Regions from separate parts of the Mus musculus genome. Here region 1 is linked to region 2. The links are chromatin contacts, found by POLR2A ChIA-PET in ENCODE. All regions are on one chromosome and are shown on one strand. The core of a region is the stretch at or near the end of the contact, and the rest is flanking DNA. Distances in the headings are between cores, read along the strand shown. Region 1 holds the start of Taf2 (TATA-box binding protein associated factor 2). Region 2 holds the start of Deptor (DEP domain containing MTOR-interacting protein).

The links. ChIA-PET counts read pairs that join two places held with the same protein, here RNA polymerase II (POLR2A).
Region 1: POLR2A ChIA-PET joins it to region 2 with 10 read pairs in Patski. The contact joins the promoter of Taf2 here to the promoter of Deptor in region 2. POLR2A ChIA-PET finds 5 or more read pairs at or near these places in 2 of 5 experiments (Patski and embryonic stem cell).

Annotation. Positions count from the first base shown.
Region 1 is chr15:55,068,563-55,074,851 of GRCm38, forward strand. Taf2 (TATA-box binding protein associated factor 2) reads right to left here and starts at 3,590. Exons shown (of 26, transcript NM_001081288.1): 1 at 3,285-3,590; 2 at 2,831-2,885. The coding sequence starts at 3,367.
Region 2 is chr15:55,109,426-55,115,098 of GRCm38, forward strand. Deptor (DEP domain containing MTOR-interacting protein) reads left to right here and starts at 2,892. Exons shown (of 9, transcript NM_145470.3): 1 at 2,892-3,194. The coding sequence starts at 3,073. It overlaps Gm9920 (predicted gene 9920), which reads right to left and starts at 4,157. Exons shown (of 5, transcript NR_045093.1): 1 at 3,915-4,157; 2 at 2,918-3,171; 3 at 1,695-1,791.

The sequences.
Region 1 (6,289 bases), core at 2,340-4,839, 40 kb before region 2:
TGTCACAGCTAGCTGTCCCATGTGTTCTAATCTTTTTGAAAACTATTAACTACACTTAGATGAAACAGCTCCTCAGTGTCTGAGGGAGGCTACCTACTCTCTTATTTATGATAACTTAAAGGGAACTAGGCAGTCTCGCTGCTATTTCTTGGCCATTTAGCATATTGAATGCAGTAAACACTACAAAAGCCAGGCCAGCAGTCATTTGTAATTAAATGTGTATCTCCTGATAATATGGAAAAGGACCCTTGTAAATACCTGAATCCCGGATTCATCACTTAGAAACTATACGATCCTGGTGGGCATGGAACGCATGCATGCCTATAATCCCTGCAGTCAGGCAGCAGAGGCCAGAGACCCTTCTGATAACAATGACTTCAACTTCCTTTACCCCCCAAGTCACTAGAGTTCCTCCATTCCAGCATGGCGATCAAAGTCACCATCTGAGACACCGCCACACTGCTGACACCGCTGAGTCTGAATGTCCAGTGCTTCTCCTTTCATGGCCCTTTCCTTCAATCAGAAACTGGGCTCTTCCTTTGCTCCTGCAATTTCTGGGACTCTCTTCTCTGCTCATCCCAAAACCTGACCCTAACTCACTCTCTTAACAGCCACCAAACTCTCTTGTCTCACAGCTACATTTCCGTCTTTCTCTCCCTCCTATAAATGATCCTTCAGAGGATCCTCTGCAGGGCAGAGCTACACCAGCTAAGAAATCCTCCTCTGCCCATTACCCTCTTCTCTGATTATAACATTCCGCTCTGCGCCCAGAAGGATGTTCAAAATTTACTTAAAAATATGTTTAAAATTTACTCATGAATGGGCATAGTCATCAAAATAAGCCACAGAGGGAGACTGCATGATTGTTTTTGAAACAGATCACCCTATGCAGTCCAGGATCATATCAAACCTCCAATCTTCCTGCCTCAACCTCCAGAATGGGGGTTACAGGTGTGTACCACCATGTTCAGTTGGTTTATAAAGAGGTGATTTCTCCTCTTTGCCCAGGCTGGTCTACATTTCCTAGGCTCAATTAATCTTCCCACCTCAACCTCCTAACTGGGATTGTACCACTGTACCATCTTAAACATAGTATTCTGACCCACAGAACTAACTTCATAGTTCACTCATTATCAGGTGCTGAAGAAAGATATAAACAGATAGTTTTTGATGGGGTTGCCCAGTAAACAGAAAAAATTCTAGGTCTTCTGGGGGGGGAAAAATGCCTCACAGTGCTACAGCAGTAGAGATGATTTATAATTTCTAGTCCTAAGCCAGTTCACAGCCCTAGAATAGAGGCTTCTGTGTTAAGTGGAAAACCACTCTCTACCACACGGCCTCCTGAATCTATTTTCTCAGAATAGCCAGAAGGATCTGCAACAGTATGCCAGGACACTATCTGTTCTGAGAACAAAAACAAAACAAAAAGCCTCACCAAACCTTGCTGATATTATCAAATCTTGGTTCTTCTGAATTGAACATCTGAACTCTCAAACATCCCTACAGTCCAGTAGTCAAGCAGGAAGTATTTAGAGGTCACGTAACTAAATGATATTATAGATCAAGTCTATTAGAATAGGACTAATGCTTACTTGTTTAGCCCTATAAGTTATAATAATGGGTCCCTACCCAGTGAAGTAAGGGCTATTATGGTGGAAAAGGTGGACTGTTCATTTCTCTATTCCAGGATACTAAATGCAAGCAAGCATATTCTCTTGTGGATTACAGAAAGTAACAGCACAAACATGTGAACAATGTCCACCAGAGGCTCTTTTGCTGGGCTACATGTAGGCAGTAGCTTTGTTCTTCTACCAATACGTTATTTACCCATTTTCCCTTTACCTGTATACACTCAGCTCCCTCATTCATAAAATTTGGACTGAGGGGGCTGGAGAGATGGCTCAACAGTTAAGAGCACCCACTGCTCTTCCAGAGGTCCAGAGTTCAATTCACATGGTAGCTCACAACCATCTGCAATGGGCATCCGATGCTGTCTTCTGCTGTGTCTGAAGACAGTGACAGTGTACCCACATATATGAAATAAATATGGCCAGAGCAAGCAGGATGGGGGGGGGGGAAGAGCTGGGACTTAAATCTTATCTGTGTCAAGAGATTACAGTGAAGAATCAATGGGTTAATATACATATCCCTTAAGGAATGTCTTATAGCCGGGCAGTGGTAGTGCATGCTTTAATCCCAGCACTTGGGAGGCAGAGACAGGCGGATTTCTGAGTTCAAGGCCAGCCTGGTCTACAGAGTGAGTTCTAGGACAGCCAGGGCTATACAGAGAAACCCTGTCTTGAAAAACAAAAAACAAAACAACAACAACAACAAAAAAGGAATGTCTTATAGACAAGAGCAATTCAACTAACACAGTATAATTCTATCAATCACGTTGACTCTAATAATGCTAAGCTTCACTGAGAGGTATCATGAGTTTCCTATACTGCTGAAGTAAAAACTTAAATTACAAATACTCCCTAATGTTTTCACGTTCTATCCCCAAATAGCAATGTGTGACAAATATTCCAAATGACACTCCATAAATGAACAGCTGAATCTAAGACTGCTATGACTACAGGCTGTCCTGTCTAATGCACAATGTGAAGGTGTTTGACTATAAAGACTTCCTATTGCACAATATACTTAGCATATTTGAACATTTTAATCAGGAAATGGGAAAAGGTGGGGAGAACAGAGAACAGCATGTATAGCAAACTAGACTTGAATTCTTATGTCTTATTCTGGGGCACCATATAATCTGGAAGACTATAGAATCCCCCCCAAGAACTGTGAAAGGCTGACTTATGATGACCGGGAGTGATCTTACCACAACTGATTTTCGCTGGAAGTTTATGTTGTTGATACAGACGACCTGATGGGTTGTATATATAAAAAAAAAGAAAGAAACGACTATTATTATATGAAAGCATAAATCTAAGTACGAATAGGGACTATATACTGAGCCGCTCAAAAACCACACAGTAGTTTGTCTTCGAATTCTACAAAATGAGTAACCTGCTTATTTTAAATCGAGCAACAGCCATGAAAAGGTTTGTCTTGACAAAAAAATATAGCGGTACTTTAAGAAAGGTTTATGAGCCCGTGGGCGGGGAAGGAGTATGCTGAACAATTATTCAAAACCGTTTCACCCTACAAACATCATGTCCCCTGGAGTGGGCTCTAATTTCCCACTAGTTTCCCGGACTCATCAAGTCACTCACAGAATCAATGAAAACAAAATCAGAGCAGGGCGAGAAACGGAGTAGGGGAAAGGTACTTATAATTTGTACGGCCGTGGGCTTTCGAAGCCCTTGTCTCCTTTCTTCCTGTTCATCCTGGAGGACTCTAAGCCGGTGGGCGGCATGAAGAGCTCCTGCGGGGCTCGCCTTTCAGGCTGCACGGGGCGCTGCAGCGCATTCCCGGTAGCGGCCCGTGCACCCGGAGCGCCTAGCCACCCGTCCTCCGCCTCCTGTCCCCTCCCCGACCACTCTCAGCCGCCTCCGCCCGGCCCCTGTCACACAGATGAGCCGCGCTACAGGAGCTCTAAGCGGCCGCCGCCGCCTGCGGACATCTTGCCGGTCACCTCTGACCGGTGACGTCAGAGGAAGTGGCGCGGCCGCGGAGGCAGAACCCGGAAGTCTTGTCCGGGCGTGAGTGGGCGGGGTTTGCACGATAAGTTTGGGATTTCTCGTCTGGCTTTTCTCCTTTGTCTCAAAACTATTTCTAAAATTAAGAGAGCAGAGGGAAGATTTACTGGGTGAGAAAAGGAAGATGGGGAAGGAAGGAAGGGACGTTAAGTGTTAGGCGAATCGTGCTTGTGGAAGACAAGAAGGGATGGAAGGGGCGAGGGACTAGGACCTAGTAATGGTCCCGAAACCATTGCTGTCAAGAACAAACTCACCCATTTGGACCTTGTGGTTTAAACTCCAAATGTGTAATCAGACCGCAGGGAACTCTCAAGCCAGAAGTCCCATGGCCTCCGTATTTGTCTTATGAATTAACAGATTTTCTTTTTGACATTTTTGAAGCTGTGGATTTTCTATTCTTGAGGGTTAAAGATGCAAACCAATGTCCGTTAATTCCGTTAGAGTATTGTCCATTAACATTTTCCCACCTGCACAGATTTCACTCCACCTATCTTTTTTACTCCTGACAAGGTCGTTAGCTGACTTTAAATTAATTTGAACTTTTCGTCTAAACAAAACCAATTAGGAAAATAAAGCCATAACTTTATTAAACCTTCCAAAACTAGACTTCGTTTTTCCCAATGAACATTTATTTATTAAACCCACACAAAGTAAAGGCAGAGCTCATAAATGGCTTACACAATCTTTATGCAGGACCACTTCCTCAAGCGTTCTCATTTGCTGGGACCATCGTCAGACTTATAATTTTTTACAATTCCCTCAAGGTAGCAGTAGGCTTGTTCCAAGTTGCAATCTTCTCAGAAATGCAGGTGAATGAAGTGCAGTGATAATCATACCCAGTGGAAACTGTTGTTTTAAAGATAGACTGGGGGGGCTGGTGAGATACCTCAGTGGTTAAGAGCACCGACAGCTCTTCCAAAGGTCCTGAGTTCAAACCCCAGCAACCACATGGTGGCTCACAACCATCCATAACAAAATCTGATGCTCTCTTCTGGAGTGTCTGAAGACAGCTACAGTGTACTTACATATAATAAATAAATAAATAGATAGATAAATAAATAAATATTTAAAAAAAAAAAAAAGAGGGCTGGAGAGATGGCTCAGCGGTTAAGAGCACTGACTGCTCTTCCGAAGGTCCTGAGTTCAAATCCCAGCAACCACATGGTGGCTCACAACCATCTGTAATGAGATCTGATGCCCTCTTCTAGGGTGTCTGAAGACAGCTACAGTGTACTTACATATAATAATAAATAAATCTTTAAGCAGGAGTGAGCAGGGCCAAGCTGAAGTGAGAGAGGTCAACCAGAGCGAACAGAGGTCCTAAATTCAAATTCCCAGCAACCACATGACAGCTCACAACCATCAATACAGCTACAGTGTATTCATATACATAAAAAATAAATAATAAATAAACTTTAAAAAAAAAGATAGACTGGGGAAAACTTGCTTTTTTTTTTTCCACGGAGGTGCCAATCTGCTAAAAATCTTTGCTCAGGAAGCTGGAAAGTAACATAACCATCTGTGGTCTCACTGGCTTCTTCTAGAAAGGTGGATGCGACTGTCTCAACATCACTACAGGACACAAAAGTCCATATAAATATAGATACACACACGTATGGTTGACAGGCCTGTGGTCTGGTTGAATCGCTGTTGGGGTCAATCCTTAGGCCAGTGGCTCTCAATTTGTGCATCATGACCTTTTGAGGGGTCAAAAGACTCTTTTGACAGGGTCCCGTAGTAAAATGTACAGATGTGCACATCAGATAGTTAGGTTCCAATTCATAACAGCAAAGGTACAGTTATGAAGTCGCACTGAAAATAATTTTATGGTTGAGGTCAACACACGAACAGTATTAACGGGTTGTAACATTAAGAAAGTGGAGAACTGGCAGGGCGTGGTGGTGCACACCTTTAATCCCAGCACTTGGGAGGCAGAGGCAGGCAGATTACTGAGTTCAAGGCCAGCCTAGTCTACAGAGTGAGTTCCAGGACAGCCAGGGCTACAGAGAGAAAAGAAAAAAGAAAGTTGAGAACCACTACTTTAAGCCAACTGTTAACATGACCTCAATTGATTCCCACTGGCCTCTGTTTGAGTTTAGTAGGTCAATAGTTGGATCTAGTAGGTCTTCACTGGTTGGGTCTGTGAGTCATCATTGATTTCATCTATGTATGGACTGGGGGAAGCCATAGCTGGGGCACACAAGACAGAGTGCCAGGACTTTGCAGAGCATAGCTCCTCGTTGAGAGTGGGAGCAACCAGTGAACAGGAAGACGGAATTGCCAAAACTAGAAACGATTTATAGTTAGCTAGTGAGTTTTACCCACACAGGGGAGTACTGCTCCTCCAGTATTCTTCACATAGAATGCAGGATTAAGCCCACTTTATCAGTAGTGCATAGTCAAGTAAGCAGAGGCCAGTGGTAAGCCCATTTCAGCAATGTAAACAACTGATACACTGTTGGTTATTCTTGGTTGTCCCTTTGATTACATCTGGAATTAGCAAGAATCTAAGCAGCTCAGTACACCTATGAGAGATTTCCCTTAATTAAATGTCTAAAGTGGGAAGACCCACCTTTAAGCTGGATATTTTCAGGTGGGAAGAGCCACCGTTAATCTGGGACACACATTCTGGTAGTAGC
Region 2 (5,673 bases), core at 1,642-4,141:
GAAATCTTGGTGTGGGATTAATTGCCATAACAATGCCTTCCTGTTTTCTGTCATCATCCACACTCGTAGTTTCTTGAAGCCCAGTTGTTCCAGGACAGTCATGGCCATGGATGCCTATGTGTCCTTAGCAAGCAGTTTCCCCCATATGTCTGCTAGAAGAGTGACTTAAGCAATGCAGTATGGTGTGATCCCTGTATCACATGTAAGCCTAAGGTTTAATCTGTAACTGTAGCTTCCCCCAGCCTGAAGCGGTCTGGTGCAGCCCTTGTCACCACTGAGGTGGGGCCACCTGTGATGCAGCTTTTCGACTTGGCTGTTTTCTTTTGATGTGACAACAGCCCTGCTCTTCTCTGAGATGCTGCTACCTGCTGAGAGACTGAACCTGTCTTCCTGAGATGTTCCTGAACAAGCAACAGCCTGGTGACCAAGTGCTGACAGCATGGCAACAAAGCACCAAGGATGGACTCGGGGGGCCCTCCCCCTTTTAAACACAGTTTCTTAGTAAACTCTCAGGCCTTGATCAGAGAAAATTTGTTTGTCTTGGCTTCATTATTTCTCTCGCCATCTAGTCTCTCTTTCAGCCCCAGCCTGCCTTCCAGGAGTACCCAGTTCATGTAGGCCGGGCTGGCCCAACAGCCTTTGGAACGTGGAGGCAAGAGAATCAGGAGTTTGAGGCCAGCTTTGGCTACATGAGATGTTCTGTTTCAAAAAGCTAAAACCGAAGATAAAATTAAAAGTTATTTTCCCTTTCAGGTCAGGCATTTCCCTAACTTGAATTTTTTTTTTAGCCTTACATTGCAGTAATTTTTTTAAAATTACAGATGTACACAATTTTGTTATTAAAATGTATCTTCAAAACTTTATTTATTGAACTGTTATTTCATGAATGTCACAGACCATCCCTAGAAAGTAAAAATTACTTTTCGTCTTATCAATAGAAAATTGAAATTCAAAGAGCTTTAGTGACTGACATAAAATTATAAACTTGGACAATGGTCGGCGAGGACCAAGATTGCATGGGTGAATGAAACAAATCTCAATATTCTGTATAGTAAGTATAAGATTTAAAACCTGAGAACCAGCAGCTGGGCATAGTGGCGCACGCCTTTAATCCTACCACTCTGGAGGCAGAGGCAGGCAGCCCTCTGAGTTTTAGGTCAGCCTGATCTCCAGAGTGAGTTCCAGGCCAGCCAGGCTGCACAGAGAAACCTTACCTTGACAAACCAAGCAAAAACAAACAGACAGACAGACAGCTGTTACCCTCATTAAGTCTAGGCCATCTCCCTCTGTCACTTAATGTTTATGCTATGGGGCTCTTAGAATACTTTGAACTGAAACCTCTCTCCATTGGTGCATCTTTTAAAATATTTACCTTTGAGGAAAAAATTTACCTTTGGAGGAAAAAATAGAACAGAGCATGGTGTTCAGGTCTTATAATTCCAGCACTTTGGAGACTGAGGCAGGGGGATCAAGGGTTTGATGCTATCCTGGGCTACACAGCAAGATTCTACCCCAAACAATAGTTTTGTTTACCAGAGAATGGACCTTGCAAAGTACTAAATGCTCTACTTTTGTGACCCTAGCAGGTTCAGAGCCTAGTCTTCAGGAATGTCAAGTAACATTCACAGCAGCATATGTTTTGTTATATACTGACACTTCCTGAAGATTGTGACAGTTATCGTAGACACAAGTACCTGTATCTTCCAAAAGGCAAATCCAAAGATACTTCAACAAATGTGTATGGCCGCGGAAGCCATGACTTCCCAGTCAAGCTATGTTGAAGTTTACAAACTAAAAACGAAGAGACACAGTGATGACTTTTAATGAACATGGTAGACCAGCTCGGCCATTCAAATATGTTTAACCTCCTCCTCTTTCTCCTCCTCCTCCTCACCCCCCCCTCCTCCTCTTCTTCTTTTAAAGATTTATTTATTTTATATGTGTGAGTACACTGTCGATGTGGCTGTCTTCAGACACACCAGAAGAGGGTATCAAATCCCATTACAGATGGTTGTGAGCCACCATGTGGTTACTGGGATTTGAACTCAGGACACCTGGAAGAGGAGTGAGTCAGTGCTCTTAACAGCTGAGCCATCTCTCCAGCCCCTAACCTGCTCTTCTAACGGTTTATTGTATTGCTTGCTTTTGTCAGTTAAGCTGTTTTTGGTTTTAGTTTGTTTTATGAGACAAGGTATCTTCTTATCCCAGTCTGGTCCAAACTCATGATCATCTTCTGAAGTTCTGGGAACATAAGTGTGTCGCCATGCCTGCCAAGATAGAGTTGTTTTAAAAACATAACCTAAAACTGAGAATGCTCTTGCCTGCTTGCCTGAGACAAGTTACCTCACCCCTCCGAGTTGCCTTCCCGACGTAAAAGGAATGATATGGGAAACACAAGAGGGTAGCAATTTATCTAAAACATCTTTAATGCAGCAGATGTGGACAAGTGATAGCTACAACTAGTGTAAAAAAGGGATTAAGAGCATTTAGGTAGGAAACCAAAGTAATGAAGCCAGGTTCTTAGTCTTTTTGAACCGCAGGGCAGGATCCTTTATTGACTCCACCATAGGGTAGTAGTAGATGGTCTATAGGGAAAGGGATCAGGTAGCCTGAAATGCCCTTCAGCAATATCCTCAACTGCTCCGTTTTTGAGTAATCTGTTCTCATTTTTATTCTCTACAACTCTAGTATGGAAAATGGAGAAAAACTGCAACATTCCCCAGCATGAGTTTGGGAGTGAAAAAGGAAATATAAAAGAGGAGCGAAAGGCTCAACCTCCTGCAAAAACTCAGGGCTCAGAGCTCCGCCCCGATGTTTTTATTTTTCTCCTTGTCCCCGCCCCCCGACCATGAGAGAGCCCAGGCCACGCCCCCAAGCCGAAGTTCCAGACCCGGACTCGCCGACTTCTCCTGCTTACCCGCAGGGATTCCCTCACCAGCCAATCGCGTCTGAGCCACGGCACCGCCCGGAACAAAGATGGCCGGGGCGGCCTCGGGGAGGGCACATTGATCCAAACGCCAGGCGCACCCGCCGGGACAGCAAAGGCAGAGTGGCAACCGCGCGGTCAGGAACATGGAAGAGGGCAGCAGCGGCGGCAGTGGTAGCAGCGACAGCAACGCCGGCGGGAGCGGCGGGGTGCAGCAGAGAGAGCTGGAACGCATGGCTGAAGTCCTAGTTACGGGAGAGCAGCTCCGGTAAGGAAAGGCACTCAGTAGATGGGCTCTCGATTGCCCTATGCCCGCCGCGGTCCGGAGCGCACACGCCATCTGGCTCGTGGCAGGCGTGTCGCGCGGGGCGTAGGGACAGTTGCGAGCGAGTGGGATGGTTGGGTCGCGCTGCACGGGTGCCTGGCTACTGCAGCCCGGAGGCTAGCAGCTTCAGCCAGGCTGCGGGGACCGATGCCGGGAACGCGCGGTGCAGGCTGCGCCCTAGCTGGACTGCTGCAGCCATGCGTCCCTCCGACTCGCCACCACTCAGTGCGTGCAAACCCCCTTGCCAGGTGTTCCTGATGACTGTCTAGTCTGCTCGCTCCAAAAAGAAGAGATTTCGGATGGGACCCCAGTCCCTGCGCTTCCAGATAGAAGGCTCCAGCACCCATGAGTGCCTTCGGTTCAGCTTTCCTTTTTTTCTAGCAAGACATGCTTCCCTCATTGGAGCTTCAGGTTACTTTTATGTAAAACCTGGAGCATATCTGCGAGTGCTTTGACGGGTTGCTTCTCTTCCAAAACCTTTCCCAGTTCTTTACCTATCCCTTGATTGGCACACTTGGTTTCAGGTGTCACTTGGGTCCGCAAGGGGGCGTGAAAGTACCTTGTTCAGTGCCCACGTTTGGGACCCCGGAGTTGGCCCACCGCCGCGCACTTTTCCTAGAATTACCACTTTCCCATCTCACAGATCCAGGAACAAGCACTTACCCCCAGGGCTCTTTTGACATTCCCATCGCTTCCTGTTCCTTTTTCTTGGGCATATGCTTAAGACTTGTGCTTCCGCAGCTGCCTTGATATTGGGGGTTGTAAATCAGATTGCCACTCCAAATGAATCCGGCTCTGCCAGAACTTGAACCGCGAGCCCAGTCCCACCTGAAAGAAGTGTGCTAGCTCCCTCTAGCTCTTGGCTTGATTTTTCCGGCTTATTTCGGTTTCTAGATGGCTGTTTCCAGACTGGAAGGAGAGTGTTACAGAGGTTCCTGGAGGTCTGGTAAAGCACTTGGCTTTGCAGTGTTCAGTTTGAGGAAGTAGCTGTTGGCAGTCAGGACGGTGGAGTCCAGTGTGACAGAAGGAAAATCACGCATTTCAGTTCCTCGTTAAATCTCAACTGTGTGGCCAAAATTGAAGGGAATTAAAAACCTGTTTTCCTTCATCAAGAGTATTTTGTAATGGAGATGACGTAAAGTTTTTCTGATTTAATTGGACTTTCTTAATAATTTATTGTTTTGTTCTTTACTATATTGCTGTTTGAAAAGGCTTTGCTTGGGTGAGATTCCTTGCTTTTTGTTTCTTTTACAAACATCATTAAGACCCCCAGTCACTTTCTCCTTCTCGATAACTGCTCCTGAAATGCACATTCTTCAGCCTCCCCTGAGCGCTCGCAGGCTTTCCCACCACAAATCTGCAGACCTGGGACTCGGGCTTGGTTTTCTATTCCTCCGCCATGTGGCCAAGTGTTACCGTGACTCTGTTTTGAGGAAGGCTTTGAACCTGACAGAATCCTGGCCTTGCCCTTGACTTGGCTAGTGTAGAGCCTGGGACAAAGATGAGTAACACTAACTTTTACCTGGTAGTGTTGTTATGAGGATTATGTGGCGTTAGTGCAGGCACCGGTGGGTGCTGCTACGCACTATATGATCACTAGCCAGGGTAGCCATGTTTGGACAAATTAATTTACTCGTCTGAGCTATTTCCTCATCTGTAAAGTGGTCATGAAGATGAGAGTATTTCATGGGGTGCTTCTGAGATTCTGACTTCTGGGCTTCCTGTGTTAGTTAGCAATCCCCAAGGGCCTGCAGGAGTTAATTGGTGTCCCTGCTCTCTCTGCACCACCACTTTTGACACAGCCCCTCTGGTAAGATGTGTCCAGAGGGCCTGTGTGTTTGTGAAGGACGGAGGATGTCGGTCCAGGCTACTCAGGTTTTCCTTCCCTCTGCCACCACCACTTGTGGCTTCCAGCTTCTGCCATGTGTTCCTTCTGCGACTTTGGAACAATTGACTTGCTCTTTTGCCTCAGTTTCCTTTTTATAGAAGGGAGAATTAAAAGACAATTGGCTTACCATTTTGGGAGGGCTGAGATGTCACAACCAAATTTGAATTTGAGGGTATGCACCTGCAACCCCAGCACTTGGGAGGTGGGGACTGGAGAACTACAAGTTTGTGGTTAGCCTGCCCTACGTAGTAAGTACTAGGCTAGCAAAGCCCTGCCTTTAAAAACAAACAAACAAACAAACAAACAACTCAGAGCAAATATTAACCATTTAAATTTGATTTGAATTTCACTTTTTGTTTCAATTATTTTAAAGCAAACTTTAAAAGCTTACTGTAGGCGGGGAGAGGCAGGAGATATGTGTGCCAATGTAAAAGGTCAAAGAGCACATTTCAGGGGCTGGTTCTCTCCCTCCCAGTTGGCATAAGCCCCAGGATCAAATTCAAGGTTGCCAGGAGTTCACAACAAGCAGCTGTA